Regions from separate parts of the Mus musculus genome. Here region 2 is linked to region 1. A link is a loop called in an ENCODE intact Hi-C map of the cell type or tissue named here. Cell type or tissue: left cerebral cortex. All regions are shown on one strand. Links, peaks and the distances in the headings refer to the core of each region. The heading gives the core; the rest is flanking DNA.

What was found. Peaks named below come from ENCODE experiments on the same cell type or tissue, not always from the same donor. Only the 100,000 strongest peaks of a DNase experiment are listed, where the experiment ranks them.
Region 2: a loop joins it to region 1, with 2.5 times the contacts of the local background. A loop is called at or near these places in 2 of 42 quality-filtered maps.

Annotation. Positions count from the first base shown.
Region 1 is chr7:46,213,847-46,225,746 of GRCm38, forward strand. Ush1c (USH1 protein network component harmonin) reads right to left here. Exons shown (of 27, transcript NM_001163733.1): 5 at 11,697-11,805; 6 at 11,564-11,588; 7 at 11,338-11,395; 8 at 10,992-11,086; 9 at 8,972-9,056; 10 at 8,003-8,062; 11 at 7,795-7,851; 12 at 7,547-7,689; 13 at 6,603-6,668; 14 at 5,453-5,577; 15 at 1,085-1,134. Among named protein-coding and RNA genes, the nearest start is that of Ush1c, 19 kb to the right of the region's middle. In left cerebral cortex, for the core only: no CTCF peak of the experiment used is centred there; DNase peaks (open chromatin) are centred at 4,756 and 5,989.
Region 2 is chr7:45,850,623-45,858,622 of GRCm38, forward strand. It overlaps Grin2d (glutamate receptor, ionotropic, NMDA2D (epsilon 4)), which reads right to left. Exons shown (of 12, transcript NM_008172.2): 3 at 7,828-7,942; 4 at 7,251-7,462; 5 at 6,856-7,024; 6 at 6,118-6,271; 7 at 3,952-4,077; 8 at 3,606-3,835; 9 at 2,581-2,741. Among named protein-coding and RNA genes, the nearest start is that of Grin2d, 12 kb to the right of the region's middle. In left cerebral cortex, for the core only: no CTCF peak of the experiment used is centred there; no DNase peak of the experiment used is centred there; H3K4me3 peaks cover 775 bases.

The DNA.
Region 1 (11,900 bases), core at 1,545-9,544:
GAGTCCAGCCTCTAGCCTGAAGCTAGGATAGCTACAAACATAGCCCAATACAAAACCATAAACTTACTTAAAACAATATATTATTTTTGAAAGGTGTTGTAACTCAATTGTATGGGAACTTTGTAGATGTCAGTGCCATGTCACAATGTCAAAAGGTTGGACATTACTTCAAGCCATGGACTCAGCTTGTGACACAGAGGCCACAGTCCTAGGAGACCACACACTCTCTGAGATCAAAACAGGGTAAGAAGGGGTCCTTCGGGCACTGTAGCCTAAGCCTGCTCACTGCTGTGGAATGCTGCAATCCCAGGCACATGTGTGTCAGGAATCCCGCTGCTACTGTGTAAGTGGCGTGTGGTGGGCAGTATCCCAAGCTCATGCTGCTGCCACAGCCTTGCTTCCCAGGGCCCTTGCTAGAAAGAGCTGAGCTGGGTCAATGAGTTCACTCAGATTTATGCCGGCAGCCTGATTTCTAAATACCAAGCCATCTCGAATGTCTAACATGCAGTACAGATATTAACCGTGGCATTTTCACAATCAAATACTGATGAAATTTAGTAAGACAAAAGATGAGTATTTTATGGGGCCTGGAGATAGTATAATGAGATTTAGAGAGAAAATTAAAGGTCTTAGGGAATGGAAAGATACATAATCCTAGCCCTGGGCAGAGATAGGTCTAGGCCATAGATGGCATTAGTATGGCTGCATTCCCAGACCGGGGTGCCAAATTCCACACAAGCTACATCTGGCAGGGTCATCATGAATTGTTTTATGTCACCCACCCTGCTTTTTACCCCACCTATCCCAGGCTTCTGGTGATGGTTCTGGTTCTGCTTGGCATAGCAAGTCTGAAGTTGCTTGCTCCTGACCAAGACCATCAGAGCCACCCAGGGCTTAGGCAAGTCTCATGCTAAGAATGCTTGCTCCCATCTCCTGACACCTTTATCATGGCATCCCTGCCGGACATCAGAAGACAGGGATCAAAAGGTCAACTTTGAAAGTGGAGGCGAAAAAAATGGACAGAAAGGATCACAGCTCACATCAAACTTGGCAGCACACAGTGCCTTGCTCAGGCCTGTCCTACCTTCCGGATGGTTGGGAATTTGCCATCGTAACGGTAAAACCACCCAAAAGCTACAATGACAGAAAGACAAACGATGAGATGCAGAATCCACAGGCAACAGTTGGGGGTTGCGTTCCCAAGGTATGTGTGGCTTTGTAAAACCCAACAGCAAGATCATGCCCTTTGGCCCACTTTCCCCTCACCTGGTGATGGATCTGGGGCAAAGCAGGCTAGAGACCACTTGTGTACCGTCCTGATTCCCAGGGTCAAGGTCACCATCAATGTATCTCCCCCAGAACACTGGCTTCTGAAGTTCATGCCAGAAAACCAGCAAGATTGTCTTTGTGGAAAGACATGCTTTTCCAAATCACAGAAGTGGGCACAAACACAAAGGCCCATGGAAAGAAAAAAAAAGCACTCCCTAAGCTGATGCCTGCTTTCCACATCTAAGAAATGGCTTCAAACAAAAGGCAGTTTGAGCCTCTGCCTGGAACCACTGCCAGAAAGAGTCAAAGTATCTAAGAGCACAGACCGCAGCCCCTCTTTTAACACCAAAGAAAGGCAGTCATTCTGGAAGGTTCTGGAAGGGCAGTTGTGGTAACAGCAAGCAGGAGATAAGCTTCCCGAAAGCAAATCCCCTGCCCAGGTCAGATAAACAGGTCATAGTCCCCTTGCCCAGGCAATGGCAGAGTAGGGCAGCACCCCAGACCTGAGCCGTCAAGGCTAGAGTTAATAGCTCATGCTTAACTGTCTGTGCTGTTGAGCTCAGACTTAGAGCAGGCACACCAGCTCAGAGGGAGGGGGCTAGGGACTCAGTACTATGGTAGAGGCCAGAGCAGTAGGGTGGGAATCTTGGGTGGGTAATATTTAAATATTTGAGCCAGTGGTTCCTCCATATTGGCACATGCCCAATAAGTTTTCAGCCTAGCCATGAATCTTGTCCCCAAAGTTTAGTTCTCAGTGCATGGACCAAGCTTGGAGCATCCTCACAGACCCCAGGGGTTCCCACCATGGTCCAGCTCTTTCAAGCTGGTTCTCCACTATATCCAAAGGAGACGGGCAGAGCAAGCAGGGCAGCCAAGCCAGGGAGCAAAGCAAGGGCGCCAACCTGCTGTCTCTGCTCCTCCGTGCTTCCATCCAAGTGGTCTGCCGGCTCCACTCCCTGATCATCTACCCAGGGGAAAAGAAGGGCAAGCCAGTGAACCAAGGGGCTTCAGAAAAGGAGCTCTCTAGGTGTCTGGGAACCCGTGACTAGTTGTCTCGAGGAAGCTGTGGGGTCGGGGCAGCAGCAGGGCTCAAGCGCTTCCAGCTAGGTCTCCTTGCTCTGGTGTGTACACACAGTGCTTTGAACCTTAGTAGCCTTAACTTTTCTGTCTGTAAAATGGGCTAACAGTAGGGTCCTCCGATCTGACATCAGCATGAGAACTGTTTTGCAGGGAATAGGGTTGAAAGTTGGAGGCGCAGGGAGAAGACTGGCAGTCTCTGCGAAGGGCTTTTCATGGGAGAATGGATCTTTTTACTCCTCATTCCCCTAGGGATTCTGCATCCTCTGGGAGAGTTATCTGGGCTATGTGGGCAGCAGCTGAAGGCTGGGACTCCCAGGGAGGTGACATACACAGGGCATGTGCCATTAGGATAACAGGAGTCTGTGGAAAACCAGCTATACACTCCAGTTATTTACAACCTGGTTCCTGGCCTCCCTGGGACACCAGCAGGAAGTACGGAAGCCTGCTTGTTAACTGTTTTGATATTTCATAATGTCTCCTTTCTCAGGCTGGGCATTCAGTTGCTTTGCTGTCAGCTCCAATTACATTTACTAGACAAAGGCACACAGATGCTTAGGGAAGACAATGAGGGCACAAAGAATTGCTCGATTTGAGAAAAAAAAAACAAAAAAAACAACTTCCCACCAACTTTCAAGTCATGGGTCTGTTGGATGGGCAATAACTGAGGGTGTCCTTGAGGGAGAAGGGACAGTGATGTCTCATTAAAGTCCCTCATCTTCTAACTAAGAGGGGGAGTCCTTCATGAAAAACACCTTCTCCTCCCTCACACCCTGCCGTTAAGCTAAAGAAGGGTCTTTTGGCATCTCGGGGATGGTATGTCCTAGCTCTGAGGGCTGGGCAGTGTTGCGTGTGGCTGGCCAGCCATGGCTGGTCGGCTGAGGTAGCTATCATAGCCCCATGGGGGGCCAGGTTTGGGAGAGCTGCCAATGCTGTCTCTAAGCTTAGGTTGCTTCTTGACCTAAGATTGGGATGTTCCAGGCTCTTCTCCGGTTGCTCAAAAAGGTAGAGCCCATTCCTCACAGGCACGGAAGCCTGAGTCAGAGCTAGCTTGTTGGCTATAGGTTGAATGGAGGTCAAGGAGGAGCTGTCTGGGGGAGTTTCTGCTGGCTCTGCAGCCTTCCTTTACCTCTGGGGCTCTCTGTGGACGGGGCAGGTGAGAAACAGAATGGACCTTCTCTCAGAGGCCTGGCTGCATTTGTGGACCAGCCCTGAATACTGTCATCTATAAATACTGCCAACTTGGCGAGATCTAGAAGCACCTAGGAGGCAAAGCGCTGGGTTTGCTTGTTCTAGATTAGGTTAACTGAGGTGGGAAGTCCTGTCCTCACGTGGGAGGATTCCATGGGCTGGGTACCAGACTGTATAAAAAGGAGCGTGTGTGTGTGTGTGTGTGTGTGTGTGTGTGTGTGTGTGTGTGTGTGTGTGTGTTTCTTCACTATGGTCATGATGTGACCAGCCACCTCATACTGTGAGTCAAAGCAAACGGCTCCTTCCTTAACTTGTTTTGGTCACAGCAACAGGAGAAGGAGCAGACACAGGGCTAATGCCTGCGTGTGAAGACAGCCAGCTGCCCAGCTGTCCCAGGTGGGTAGAGGACTCAGTCATCAACCGAGCTTGGGTTCTGCCTCAGGATAGCCTAGCCCGAGTAAAATGAACACTCTTGTCCTTTTATTCAGGAAAATTAAAAAGCATTAAATAAATAGCTAGGCTTGTGAAAGGGCTTTTATTTTCCACAATCCCTGAGTCTGTGAAGCCCTGGGACCCAGTTTCTAGAAGCGTACTACACTCACTCAGATTACCTTTGTGAGAAGCAATTAAAATCGATTTCTCTCCTTCTGAAGCTCCCATTTCACGCACAAGAGAAACTAGCTCCTGTCTAAAATACGAATTACTCTCTGGAAATTTGTCTCAGGCTACATCCTCGGCAAATACAGACTAGCGTGGGGGAGGCTGATGAGAGAGTGCTTTGTCGTCCCTGAGAGATGACACCTGTGCCCTGCTGCCAAGAAGGAACGCACTAGGGGGAGAGTGAAATGGAAGAATCTAGAAGTCGTGCACGTCTGTTTTGTTGTTGGCAAAGGGGCTTCTCTATAAAGGCACAGGTGGGAATCTGAAGTTGGGTGAGTTAGCTAGACCTCCATGGCAATGTGGAACCTTGGATCTGGGGTCCAGGGATATTTCCACCCAGAGGTTCCCACAGTCTAGGCCTGAGCACAAGAATGTTATTGACCTGCCCATGTCAATTATAATTAGAAAGAGATAGGGCGTGGGAGTGAAGACCCAGCCAGGAACGAGGGACTTGTGATGGCCACGGGCTACACTGTTTGAAGCCGCTCTCCTCCACCACCTCCTGGTGGGTGGGGCTGAGAGCAGGTGGGTGTGGCTGAGAGCGTGTGGGTGTGGCTGAGAGCAGGTGGGTGGGGCTGAGAGCAGATGGATGGGGAGCTTCTGAGGGAGGCCTGAGCTGAAACTGGAGGAAGAACACGTGACACGTGACTGCTAAAGCGGAGATGGGAAGGGCAGGGGGAGCTTAGGGCCAGCATCGCACAACCCCCGGGCTCCAGTGGGTACATGGCAGGTCTTACGCTCCTTCCTCTGCCTCCATCATCAGAGTAACAGTGGCAGGAAGGTAGGTGATGGGCCCCTTTGACCAGTTCCTCCCTAGCTGCCTGTCAACCTTGCACTACCAGAGATCTACTCTCTCTTTCTCGATGTTGGTTTCAACCCAGCCCAAGTTCAGAACCAGGCCAGAAGACACCACGACATCCACCAAGCTCGGGTAGTCATCCTATAAACCAATTCCACATCCACCAAGCTCTCTGTCCCCTCTGCAGCATCTATGTCATTCGGTACAGTGAGGCAGCTGGTGCATGAACCAGACAGACCCCCTGGCCCCAGACGAGGAAGGAGAGCAGACTCTCTTACTACGAGGCTTTAGCTGATGCTCATCCACTCACACTGCCTCTCCTGAGGGAAACGCAGCCCAGACAGCCCTGGGATAGTCACCTGGAAAGGTGCTGATGAGAGGAGGAAGACTGTATTTCTATCTAGCGCCCTTAGCCTCAGGCCCTGGAAGGGCCCATCCCGGACAGGTCATACATACACTTGGGCTTGCGAAGGGGCACCGGGTGCACCTCTGCGGTGATGGTCTTAGGCAGAATGAGCTGCTCCTTTGAACCCCAGTCTTCTTTCCACTGCTTCTTAAACTTCTCTTCCTCCTCCGAGATCCTGAAATGAGACCCCCCCAACACACACACCTGTGATTGATGGCAGAACCTTCAGGGGCTCACCTCTTGCTGCCAGGGGACCCCCTTGGGAAGGGAGGCCTCATGGCTCTAGCCATGAAAGAGGACCACCACTGCAGTGGAGTGTCAAAGCTGAGTGTGCACACAGCTTCAGCAATACGCTCTGGTTGCACTGAGACAAAGGGGCTTGCTTAGAATTACAGATGGGTGGCGAGGATCTTGAGCACGGTCAGCTGGGTCTGCAGGTGGCTTGCCACACTCCCAGGAGCATGCTCAGGTCCAGTGCTAAGAACAGGCTGAACCCTGCACTGAGCGTTGTTCTACCTTGTATGGAACAAAAGCTCCAGGCTGTGCCTTGCCCTGAGTGAGGAGTCTATTATGCAAAGCAACATTTGTCTCTGTTTGTTTCAAGTAAAAATGCAGAGGTGGGATGACTCGGCACTGTGTTTGTGCTTGTAGACACGACCACGTGTCCAGGGCTATCCGTGGTAGCTCCTCCTAAGAGTAAAGAGGTACTACCCATAAACCTACCAAAGCAGCCTGGGAATATATGGGTACGTGGGTGTATAGAGTGAACCCTGAAACTCACCCAGCATACTAGAATAGTGAAGGGAGCAACACCCCAACCTGGACCCCATAAAGAGAAGGACACGTGACATTGTCATGGCGACAGTTCCATTCCTTGGTCATCTGACCATCCAGTGTATGTCAAATGACTGACGCGCATCAAGGGACTGACAGCCAGACAATTCCCACCTGTCCTAGGGGCTTCTGCTCATCCATCGCCGTGAAGCATGTAATATGCTGTGTAGGTGTAATAATAGTAACTACGGTCACGAGAAAAGAGGGAGATTGGAACTATTGGGTGGATTTGAGCCAATGAAGTCAATGCAGTTTGTGGATTTTGTGTGATTCTATATGTCATGGAATGACAGACGTGTCTGTTTCTGACTACACGTGCTCAGCACACACAGCCATGGGCACTCGGGCTGGACCCCACACACTCACTGTTCCATCTCCTTCCGGTATCTCTCATTCTCCTCGGCAGCCTTCTGGGCGATCTCCTTTCTCCTCCTGAAACACAGATAGAGGTTTGCTGGCGTGAGTCTCTGCACAGAGCGCTCGCTAACTCTCCCTGTGCCTGACTCCTGATCTGAGAGACAGTTTCAATGTTCTCTGCCGTCCATCTTCCAGAGATGCTGCAACTGTGGGTGTGGTTCTGTGAAGTCTAGGCCCCGTGGTCCTGGGTAATTTCATCTGGCGCTGCTGGGCGGGGATCCTGTGCCACAGGGGCAGGCGCCAGGGGCACCTGAGGACCAGCTCTGTGCAAAGGTAAAGCTCACCAGGCTAATTCTGTGACGGAGGAGAGGGAGTGGCCTTCTCTTCCCTTTTCCAAACACTTAGTAAGCACCCAAACTGTGTCAGGATTGGTAGGCTGACACTGGTTTTGATTTATGAGTTGCTTATCCAGTTGCTTTTCTCAGTCTATTTCAAACACGCAGGGGCGGGGCTTATCACCACAGTTAGGGGACTCCATGGTGACTGCCAGGCTCCTGATCCAGTCTGCTTCCTCCCAGCCTGGCCTCCTAGGATTCTGGACATAGGCAGCTTCAACTTACAAAGACTCAGCCTTCTCACCTATTTAATGGGTTGATGCTCTCTGCCTTCCAGGGATACCATGGGAGCTAAACTAGCAACATAAACAAAGTCCTGAATACAGTGAGACACAATAGGCAGGTGGGTGCTCAGTATTGCTGGCAGGAGCCTCTCTTGTATAGTACTGGTGTCTGAAAGCCAGGTCTCCTTAGCAAGGAATCAGGCTTTCTAAGGAACTAGATGGACACCTATTCTAGCACTGAGAGCACAACCGAAAGAATCCAAATGGGCCAGGCCAAACAGGCAGAAGTCAGTTGTGTCTGGTGTGGAATGTAGGTCCCCAGCTGGCCACTCACTGGCGCTCCATCTCCTGCTGCTCCTGGAGGATCTTGTTGGACTCCATGGCCAGCCGCTTCTGCATGAGGAGTTCCTGCCGTTGCAGCTCACGCTGCCGTGCCTCCTCCAGCCGTTCCCGGTCCGTCATGAACAGCTCCCGGCCCTGTCAGGGGTGGGAAGGGAAGCTCAGGCCCTGGGAGATATGAGCATCCTCTGCTACAGAGCTGGTCAGGAGTCCTGGGGGGCAATCGCTGCATTCTGGACTTACGGCTCCAGCAACGATGGAGATGGTCAGGCTGCGGCTGCTCTTCAGGACATTCACAGCCTGTGGAGGGAGGCAGGGGGATGGTCAGTTGGGACCTGGCACTCAGATCGGAGCAGTGCAGGCCTAGAGCATAAGGGTCTCCGTCATTGTGGCACTGGCTGGAAGACGTGTGTGGAGAGGAGATACAGCAGGTGAGGACATTACATCTCACCTCCTTGTGGTCCAGGTTGGTGAAGTCTATGCCGTTGACTTCCACAATCTGGTCTCCTGTCTGGGAGAGAAAGAAAAACGGGTCAGTGTGTGTGTGTGTGTGTGTGTGTGTGTGTGTGTGTGTGTGTGTGTAATCCCTACATTCATCTACAGGAAGGTCTCCTGGCATGCTAAACACATAGGCCAGTGATCCCACAGCCACATTCTTCTTTGAGTTAACAGACCAGGTGGCAAGCTCTGACAGGGCTCTTCTGGGAGGGCCCCAGGCTCATCCTGGCACCCCTCCATCCCATAATGGTCTTATTGGCTATCACATATCATGTTATTAGAAGTTAATATCTGTTGCTGTTATAATATTTCCTTTACAAGGTTTAGTTAATGGACACAGGAGGCTTTGGACTTCCCATATAGTGTAGGCTATGTTGGACCCTCAGTAGAGTAACAGTCTCAGCTGACATTTATTGATCAATGTTATGTGTCTGGCATAGATCCAGCCTAAATGCTCACTTCATTTACACAACAACCCTGGAAGGGAGATTCTAGGATCCTTATCTTGTAGGTGAGGAATTCATCTCAAGAAGTGATTAAGAGTCACATCTCTGAGGGTACACCGTGGAGATTGACTTCCAGCCCCAAGTTCTAGTATGTAGCCTTGGAAGAAACAATGCCTGGTCTTGGCTTCCTCATCATGGAGTAACTTTAGTACCTAATCCTCAGATCTGGGGCAGGGCTTAGAACGTGGCATGTCAGCTCTAATTCTTATCACTACAAACTCACGATCATTGGCTGTCAGAGCTGAAGAAGGCTACCAAGGGGTCTAGTACCACTTCTCTACAATGGTTTCCCCTGAGAGACCACTAGGGAGTCACCAGCCAGCGCTGGCCAGGAGAAGGCTATGTGAGAAGACGCAGCATCTGTCAGTGTGTGAAACCCACCTCACCCCGTATCCCTCTCCCATCCCAGCACTTACCTCTAACCCCACCTCTGCAGACAGGGAGCCAGGCTTCACGTGGCTGACGAAGATGCCAGGCTTCTGGATGGGGCCACTGGAGATGCTGCAGGAGGCAGAAATGTGGGTGAAGCTCTGCCCTTGCGGCTCGTCCCCTGAAGCTCTCCCTGTTCATTCTCAATGACCAGCCTGTAGCCTTCTGCCGTAAACTCAAGGCCCAAGCCTTCTGTCTCTACCCTCCCTTCCAGTCCAATTTTCACTGCTGCCCTAGGCAGAAACTCCTCGTGATTTCATCTCCTCAGCCCCTCATGCTTTTTGTTTTCTTTCCAGAATTTTCCTGTTCATTCCTTATAAGATTTTCACCAATTAAGCTAATTGCCCCGAAGGTTGCTAGTGCTTCTAAATTATAAATAGCAAGAATGGCTCTTGTGTTATTTCCTCTCCCAGGTCTGTGGCAGACATCAGTAATCAATCACCGCACTCTTTCTCACCCAGCTGGGTACCAACTTAGAACCTTTCACAGAAGTGTGCTCCAGGGTGTCACTATTAACTGATGAGAGGTAGGAAATGTATTTAACACCCCTGAGGGAGGTGTAGCATCTTTATCACACAACATTGTAACTATCTGTGTGGTTAACTTCTATATTAGGCAACATTGTAACTATCTGTGGTGTTAACTCCTATGTTAGGCTGCCATCTTCCAGAAAGAAGGGAGTTGACATTTTATTTTTATTTTTTTGAGATGGGTCTCATCTAGCTCAGACTAAAATCGAGCACTACGATGTAGCCCAGGTTAACCTTGGGTGCCTGGTCTTCCTGCCTCCATTTTTCAAGTGCTAGATTTACAGGTGTGCACCACCATGCTCTGTCTATACAGTGCTAACAACTGAAACCAGGCCTTGGCACATGTTTGGCAAGCACTGTACCAACTAAGCTATATCCTTAGGACCCAAGGACAGACATTAAAAGTCATTCATGGAGACAGGTGTGGATGTAGAAGCCAGCAGATCTCTCTGAGTTTGAGGCCAGCCAAGGCTGCACAGTGAGGCCCTGTCTCAAAAGCAAAGCAAAACAAAACAAAACAAATAATTTCTGGGAATGGAAAGATGGCTCATCAGTTAAGAGCAGTTGATACTCATGAAAGGAAGCCTGGAGTTTGGTTCCCAGCACCCATATGAGGTAGCACACAACATCTGTAACTCCAGCTCCAGGGAATTCAATGCCCTCTACTGGCCCCAGTGAGTACCCATACTCAAATCCACAAAAACATTCATGCACATGCACACACACACTTACACGTAAGTAAAAATTTTAAAATAAAAAATTATAAAAGTGTTAAATAAATGCAAATGAAAATAAATAATAAGAACAATGTAACTAATAATAACTAACATTTACCAGCTGCTTACTACCTGCTGGGTACAGAACATGATACATTGTTTCTTTTACAATAGATCTGTGACATACTGTTATCCCTCCAAGGTACTTATAAAGGAAGAGACTTCAGCTCAGAGTGGCCCGGGGCTCAGTCACTGCTCCAAGTCTGAGGCAGACTGGCAGGGTTGGAACATATCTCCCAGCAACTGTAGCACCCGCATCTCAACAAGACCACTACACAGAGCCCAAAGCTCCTGCATGTGGCGGCTTATTGTTTTATTTTATGAGACAGGGTCTAGCAACCCTAAGCTAGCCTCAGAGCTCTTTCTGATGGTGCTGGAGTTGTAGGCTTCACTGGCCCCTCTTATGGGACGGTTCCCAGAAGCATCAGTGACAAGAGAACTGTGGCAGATGCCTAGCTGGAGAATGTACTTTCGCAGTGAGGGAAGGGCTCCTATAGAATGGAGTTCTATCTCTGGCTCTGTCTTCTGCATCATCACCAGTGCATGAGCCCCACAGCCAGTGGACCAGAGTCTTCAGGAGCAGTATCGAGGAAAGGGAGAGGAAGTTCTGGGGAGCCTGGGATTGACCAGCTGTCACTGAGCCCTGGGCATGTCACCCACCTAGAGACTGGTGACCGAGCCCAGACTTGCCTGCTACCTACCTGCAGCCCAGGCCCCGAGAGCCCACTAGACTGATAAACACCTTCTTCTCCTTGGTTGTCCGATTGCCAGGTGAGCCCAAGCCACCTCGCACACCCTGAAGGAGAGACAGAATCAGGTTACTGGGTCTACATGCCTTCAAGTGGCCCTTTTAGCTTGAGACATACAGATTAAGTAGCCAATATTCATGGAGACTGGAGACATCATATCCTTGCGGTATGAGTCTGAAGGCCTACCATGCTATACCAGGTACCCTAGTGACCTATGGGGGACCCCGGGGTTACATTCCCCAGAGCCATTCCTTCTTCAAGGCCAGCTACCGAACCCCCATGGCAGGTAGTCTCTTACCCCAGATTCCGACACGAACTGATCCACATACTGCCATTTGAGGGACTCCTCAGGAGAGCTGAGGCGAAGGCAAGAGAGAAGATGGAGCCGGTAAGCACACTCGAGGGAGCTGGGTTCTGTGTCACTTCACCCCCGCAGCCCAGGAGCAGTGCAAGTTCAGGGCCTGGGGGTGGAGTAGATCCCAGGACTCTTGGCCTAGAGGAGACTCACAGATAAGCCTGCTTACCTCTTCACAGGGATCAGTCCGATGTCTGTGGGGAGGAAACAGCAGGTTAGGGAAGCTCCTATGCCCTTGGGGTTGGGGCCACCTCCCACCCAACCCCCATCCCAAAGCGCCATTCCTGTCCGGCCTCACTCACGTCTCACTTTGATGGACACGGTCTTCTTGGTGCGGATCAGGTTGATGACTTCCTCATGGGTACAGGAAGAGATGGAATAGCCGTTGATCCGGACAATTTCATCCCCTACCTGGGCAGAGAGAGAGATGCAACAGGCACAGGGGAGAGTGCCAAGCAGGGGAGCAGGCCCATTCCCAGGTGCTCCCCGCCCCAGAGGGGCTGTCA
Region 2 (8,000 bases), core at 1-8,000, 360 kb before region 1:
ATGTCATTATAGTTATACATATATAGTTATATTTACCTATATAGTTATGGTTATCTGCCAAGGTAGGATGGCCACCACTGGCTTCCTAGCTTAAAGTAAGAAGTTTCCCATTGCATGGAGCCCTGGAAAGTTTTCAGGGTTCCTGCCTAGAGCATTAGCAACATCTGTCATATGAATGTGACAGATGGGTCTAGGGAGAGGGTAAAGGAGGAGGAGGTGTCCCAGCAAGGGTTGATGGCCAGGGCACAGCACTGAAGGAGACAAATCAGAGCTGGCTGATAAGGGAGTACTCAAACTCAGACCCCAACGGGAGGCTCGAGGCTCCCTGGCTCATTGAGAGTTTGGATACAGAGTCCATGTGACCCCAGAAAGAGAGGATAGAGATGGAGAGATGGAGAGTTACAAGAGAGAACGTTGCTGAGCTTGGCAAAAACAAGCAAGCAAGCAAACAAACAAACAAAACCCCAAAACACAGGGCAAGACTCCAGCAGATAGTGAGACTATATCTTAGTCCACAGCCTCGTTCTCAGCTCAGATAATCATCCTCCCAGTTGCCCTAACAGTTACGAGTGGTTGCTTGATAGGTTCTTAGAAAGATGCACAAGTCCCTGAGAGGGCCAAGGCTGGCAGAGAGAAGAGCCTGCACTCCATCACACTTCCTCCCCCATGCTTGTTACTAGGATGTGCTCCATGGAGCGGCAGCAGCTTTCCTGTGACCATGAGGCAACCAAATGAGCACGAAGGCCTATACAGCAAGTTTGACAGAGCAGAAATGTGTACAGAGTTTGGATCCTTGATAGCATCTTTGAACTATCCTGCTAGCCAAGTACTATTTCCTTTTCCTGTTTGAGACAGGGCCTCACTATGTAGTTCAGAATGGCCTTAAGCCCTCAATCCTTTTGCTATACCCTCCCAAGTGCTGGGACAACAGGCATGGACCACCACGATTGGCTCCCTGGACTTGTTATCCTACAAGATACAGAGAGCAGTGTGTCAATGTTCTTTCCAATCTCGAAGCGTATCTGCTTTGCTGTTGACCACGTTTCTAAGTACAGGAACCGCAGATCCCCCAGAACTGTTCTTTTACCAAGTTTAGGTGGGCGAATACTTTTTGGTACAGAGCTTTGTGGATATGAGTACACTGTAGCTGTCAGACACACACCAGAAGGGGGCATCAGATCCCATTACAGATGGTTGTGAGCCATCACATGGTTGCTGGGAATTGACCTTGGGTTGATGGCTCTTAACCACTGAGCCATCTCTCCAGCCTTTGGTACAGAGCTTTATCCTCGGGCTCACCTTATACTGTGCCAGCTGACTGACTTCCTTCTCTTGGGGCTCGACAGTCCACGTGAGAGAAAGGGGTAACAGATCTAGCCAGGATGGCTGCTTGAGGGATGAGGAAGAAGGTGGGGCCCGAGGGAGGTTCTAGGTGACATAATGGCCTCCATACTGCTCATGCTCCCCTCTGGTCTTGAGTGGAGAACACTCAAGAACTAAAGGCTTCTTTGCTTAGTCCCCTGCAAAGGTGTCTCACCGCTTTGGCACAAAGCCAACCCTGATGGTCTCAGGGGTCACCTTTGTCCTCCTTGCCTCTGGCCTTTCACTCTAGGTCCACGCCCTTCAGCCACCTGGTCTTCCAGATGTCCCTCCACACCAGTCCCAGGGCCTCTATATGTCCTGTGCTTGCAAGGCTCTGCATCAACCCGTGAGTGCACACGTGCTATCTCTTCTCAGAAGCCCACCAGATGCCCTGGTGGCTGTGACCCCGCCGAGAAGCCCACTCACACACCCTGGTGACCCTGCCAGTTTGTGTGTTTGCTGCTCGTTTTTCCTCTCTGATGCTCAGCAACAGAGAACAGGAAATGTCTACCCACTGTCCAGCACAAAGAAGGGATAAGAGAAGAAACACATGGCGAAAGAGGCAAGAGAGCAGCTGCACTCGTGTAGGAAACCACAGTTCTGGAGGACGAGTCCAGCGCTTGGGATAGACCAGGCCAGCCCTCTACTGCTGAGCCACAAACCAGGTCCCACACTAAGTCTGCCATTTTGGGGGCTGCACTTTGAAGACTGAATTTAACTTTAGCCCTATGATTTAGAGAGCTAATATTAAAAAAAAAAGTCACCTCCCATAATCGAATTATTCACTGCAGAGTTCAGAACTGATGATATCAATACAATAACCCACAAAGACCCACAGTGCTCTGGCCACTGCTCTGTGTGCATTAACTACGTTTTTTGTTGGTTTATTTTGAGACAGAGTCTCAGTATGTAGCCCTGGCTGTCCTGGAACTCACCAAGAGCTGCCTCCCAAGTGGTGGAATTAAAGGCGCGCGCCACCACTCCTGACCAAACTTTGTTCTTATAGCAAGGAGATGTCCTTGTGATCCTCACTGTGCACACAGAAACAGACTCAGAGCACCGAGTCAGGTGTCTAAAGTTACAAAGCCACGAAGGGGCCTAGTCACAGTCCTGACTGTCCCAGGTCTCCTTAACGAACCACCCCAGGATGACCTCCGACACACGAGCCCCCACCCTCCCCAAGTGCTCTAGGGCCCCACTGCCCGAGTCTGCGCTGACCCTGCCTTGAGCTGAGTGAGCGCCTCCTCCACTCTTGGCTGGTTGTATCGCACCATGTAGCTGTGCATATCAGGGTAGTTGCTTCGGATATTCTTCTCCGTGGACCCATTGGGCACCGTTCCAAACTTCAGGGGTGGGTATTGCTCCTGGGGCCGCTGGAACTAGGACAGAAGGAGGAGTTATTAATGTACCCTCTAGGAAACACCCAAACCGAATGCCACATTCTGGAGAGCCTGCAAATTAAGGGTCAGGCTCAGAGGGTGTTGGCAGAACCACACCCTTTGCTATGTGACGTATGACCGACATATTGTTTGCACCGATGTTCTACCTCCATTCCCCTGAAGACAACACTTAATGCAACCCATTGCATCTATGCTACAATCCGCTCACAGTCTGAGATAGGGGGCTAGCCACTGTAGTCTCACAGTGTCCCTTATGGCTTCCACCCCCACATGCTGTGGGAGGATACCAAAGGCAAGAGTACAAACAGAGGGGGTGGGTATTTGGAGTGTTTGGATGGGATAATTCTATGCGTGGTTGAATCTAATCAGTAAAAATTGGACTTGACTTTATTGCTGTTCTTATTCTAGACAGGGACTTACTATGTAGCCAGCCTGTCCTTGAACTTATGATCCTCCTGCCTCAGCCTCTGGAGGACTGCAATTATAGGCATGCATCACTAGCCTTAGATTGACTCCTGAATGTCCTGGTGCTCAGTGTTATTTCTACATTATTAGTCATTCATTGCTAATGTATTTCACCCAAGCATGGTCACCAATGGATTAGCTGTGTCAGAAATTCCATCTTCATTATGGTGTGAGTGATCCACTTGTCTAGAACACCCCATTTGGCATCACTGCTCCTGGGACATTGGGAACAGCCTCTTTCCCCAGGAATGTTTAAATCGTTCAGCTCCTTTCAGAACCTTCCATCTTTACTCCTCTGGGGACGAGGGGGCAGTCTCCCAGGAACCCCTCTGCCCTGGGACAAGTTACAAGCCAGCTCAGCCTGCCCCCTGTACACACCTTCCGGTCGCTGAGCCCAGACACGGTGTCCACGTACTCCTCCTGGATCATGAAGGCAGCCAGATTGGCTGTATAGCTGGCAAGAAAGATGACGGCAAAGAAGGCCCACACCAGCACCATGATCTTGCTGGTGGTGCCCCGAGGATTCTCCACTGGCACGGAGTTGTTGAACACCAGGGCCCACAGCAGCCAGATGGATTTCCCAATGGTGAAGGTAGAGCCTCCGGGGCCTGTGGGGGCCAGGACAGGACATGGACCTCACAGTCCCTCCACTCCTCATACTTAGCTTTACCCCAGGGCTACTGGGATATAGTTCTGTGTGGGGTCAGCTAAGGAAGGGACTCACGTTTGCCCGTGGCCAGGCTTCGGTTATAGCCCACAGGACTGAGGTACTCAAAGATGAAAACTGTGACGGCGACCACGGTGAGGCACATGACGAACATCATCACCCACACAGCGGGGCTGTAGGGCTCTGGGGACATGGGAGGCATCAGCCAAGCAAAGGCTTGAGGGACAGAGGGAGCCCAGTTGACTCCATCCTATTCTGTTCCCTCTCCTGGTCCCTACTTCAGGGACGGCCTATTATCACATAGACTCCTGGCAGTCCTCCTCACAGAGAGCTACTATAACCGTTTCTATGGTTGTCACCGGCCCCATCAGCTGTCTACTATATATCCTGAGCTCAAGACCTGAGTCTCCACCTCACCAGCTTTCCCTCAGGGCCTTTCATCCCATCCCAGGCTCTGCATCTTGGCAGCCGTGACCACCCAGCCCCAGGTCACAGCCCCCTGCTCCTTGATCCCGTCCCTCAAGCTCCTTGGGCCTGTCTTCCCCATCTCCATGGCCAGCAAAGAAAAAGCATAGTCTTCTCTCTGGGACCATCTCCCCAATCTCATGGCCCCAGGGGAAAGGATCTCTCTCTCTCTCTCTCTCTCTCTCTCTCTCTCTGGAACCTTGTTCAGACTGCCAAGAGCAAGGGGCAACAGATATGACCTGCTGGCCTTGTCCTCTTGCCCACTTCTGTTGTCCCCAGATCAGGAGTTGATGTTTCTGCCCAATGCACCACAAAGTGGCTTCCTGGTCACACCCAGATCCATAAACATTGTCCCTCGCTGGTGTGCTTCTGCATACCTCTGTCCTTTGTGTCATGGACCACTGCGGTGGCCCCCTTGCCAACCTTTAATCCCAGCACTTGGGAAGCAGAGGTAGGCAGATTCCATTGAGTTCGAGGCCAGCCTGGTCTACAGAGTACCAGGACTGCCAGGGCTACACAGAGAAACCCTGTGCCAAACAAACAAACAACCCCCCCCAAAAAAACCCCAAACAAACAAACAAAAAAACCCAACAACAACACCACCCTCTCCTGTCCTATCCACACCAACAGCCACCCTGTGCCTCTCTCTCTTCACCTCAGCCTAATTTCTCATGATAGCTATTGGGGGTGGTCTAGTCTGCATCTCTCGAGGGGGGAGGGAAGCTCCTAGGAGACAAGAATTCACCTGTCTTAGTCACTATGGTCTTCTAGGTCTTAGGTTTAATCCCCAGCACTGGAAACAAACAAACAAACTAAACAAACAAACCCTACACATTTTTGTGCTGGGGTACACCTGGCCCCAGAGAGCCCTCTTTAAGAAAAAAAAAAAATCAAAAAACCAAAAACAAATCCTTACACTCTGGAGGCAGGCAGAGACAGACATATAAGAGTAGTTGGATGTTCAAGGCAAACCTAAGCTATATATTAAGCCTATATCTTAAAACAAAATAAAACAACCAAAAATCAGCTAGGAGGTGTTGGCCCAAATCTTTAATCCCAGCACTCAGGAGGCAGATCTCTGAGTTCTAGACCAGCCTGGTCTATAGGGCTAGTTCCAAGACATCCAGGGCTACATAGCGAAATCCTGTCTTGAAACACTCCCTCCACCAAAAAAAAAAAATTATTGGGCTGGAGAGATGTCTCAGTGGCTAAGAGCACTGGGTATTTTCTCCCAGAGGACCCAGGTTCAATTCCCAGTGCCCACATGGCAGCTCACAGCTGTCTGTAACTCCAGTTCAGTCAAAATGACAACGCACAGAAAATAAAAATAAATAAAATCTTTAAACAAACCAAAACCAAAAATCTGGCCAGATATGGTAGGGCACACCTTTAGTTCCAGTACTCAGGAGACAGAGGCAGGCAGCTTGCTCTGAGTTCTGAGTTTCAGGGCAGCCAGGAACATAGAGAGACCTTGTCTTTAAACAAATAAAAAAAAACAACAACAACAACAGCACCCCAGACAACTGTGGATGCAAACCCAGGGTTAGAGCCGTGGAAGACACTGCAAGTGAAGGCTCCTGAGCTCAGGCTGACTGAACTGCCGGTTGAACTTCCTGCCAGGCAAAGTATTTCTTCCATTTTACAGATCAGGAACCTCAAGTTGGAAGTGAGGTCACCTCATAGGACCCAGGGCCCACAGTGTGAGGGACAGTTGCTCCAGCCTTGTCTAAGTATGACTCTCTGTCTTGGCTGGCTCACCGAGGAAGGCAGAGGGGGACACAGTGCCATTGCTGCGTGCCACCATGACGCTGATGCCTGTCTCTACAAAAGGGACGGAGAAGTCCACGATCTCTGACCGCTCCTCATTGATGGTGAGGGAGCCGATGGCCATGTCCGCACGCTGATAGAACACCTGGGGTGGATCGAGGAGTTGGCAAGGGGAGCGGCTCAGAGGACAGAGGCCAGCGCTGGGCAAAGCCTGGCCCTGGGAGACAGTGATGGTGTGGGAGACAGGCTAGGAGGTCTGGTTGATGAGTGAGGAGGGGTACAGAGGAGCAAGGGAAGTAGGGGAGAGAGAGAGCAGAAGCAGGAGCAGAAGAGGTCTCCTCTACCCCGCCCACTGCCCCAACATCACTTGCTTAAGGTCTAGGGATCCAGATTTCCTGCCCCGCCCCTTCTAGGAGTTCCACCCTCCAAACCCCCTTCCTATGAGTTCTACCCTCTAGTCCCGCCCCTCCCCAGGAGATCCACCCTCCTAACCCTCCTCGCCATTGTCCTTCAAGGTCCCTTCTTCTGACCGCCTCCCATAAACTGGCCCAGCCCCAAGCATCCCAGTCCTATCCCTGAAGTTGCCCTTAGCTGTGACCCTCCACTTCACACAACGCCCTTACCAAGCCGGGCAGTCTCCTTTGGCCACGCCCCCTGCTCCCGGACGCCCTCCTCATGGCCTAAATCCTCAAGATTCCTCTCCCACAGGTTCTGTCCCGCCTGTCTTACCTCACCAATCATGCCATTCCAGACGCCATCGATCTTCTTGCCATGCTTGCCGTTGGTAACCAGGTAGAGGTCATAGCTGAAACCGATGGTGTGCGCCAGCCTCTTCAAAATGTCAATGCAGAAACCCTTGCAGCATCTCTTCTCCGGGCGGGGAGCGTCAGGCGGAGGGCTGCGGGGAGCGACCAGGCTTGAAGAGGTTGGGGACCACTGTTAGGCTCTCCCATGAGGCCAGAGGCTGCTAAAACTACGGATAGTGTTTTCTTGGGAGATGAAGCTTAAGAATTTCTTGGCTTCCCCGCCAAGTCACGCAGCGGGAGGGCTGTGGGGCTGGAGCCTAGCCCGCTGTGCTTCAGGGGAAAGAAAGAGGCCGAACCCTCTGGCTCTGGGGCTGTCACCTGTGGGTACGGTTGAGCTGGCTCCGGCAGGGAACCGAGTCTCTGATGCAAGTGCCGCTGATGGGGTCTGCAGGCTCTACAATGACAAAAGGTCTCTCCTCCAGCGTGGCCACAGTGAGGTGCTGCGTGTCATCCACCGGCTGCAGGAAGCGGCCATAGCGGGACCATAGAGGGTACTTGAGGCGGAGGGTCTGCTGTTCCCAGCTGCCCACCTTGGCAAAAATAAACCAAACCAAACCAAAACAAAACAAAAACAAACAACAACAAAACAAAACCAAACAAACACAAGAGTCATACTGCCGAGCACCGTGGCAGCATTCCAGAGTGTCCTGACTTTGCTGCCCCTCCCTCAAACCAAAGATCGAGTTTACCAGTTTCCTCCAGAACCCAGAATACCTTGCTCCTTCCTCCTTCAGACCAGAACCTGTGCCTTCAGTTATGACTTTCCATAACACGTTGGAGTCTAGACCTGTCTCTCGTCCCTCAGACACGGGGGTCCAGACCCCCCCGCCCCCCTCCTTTAGACCCATGGGTCCAGGTTCTCTTACAGATGCCTGGGGTCTGGTTGGCCACTCACCACTTCCCACGTCCTGTCTCTGGTGAGGGAGATGACTACCAGTGACGGGTTTACCAGAAAGCCATCCTCATTGAAGGAGTAGTCTCGGTTATCCCAGGTGATGTTCATGAAATACCTGCCAGGGAGGAAGGGGGGGGGGCTTTCACATTGGGACCTGGGTTGAGTTCCTTGGT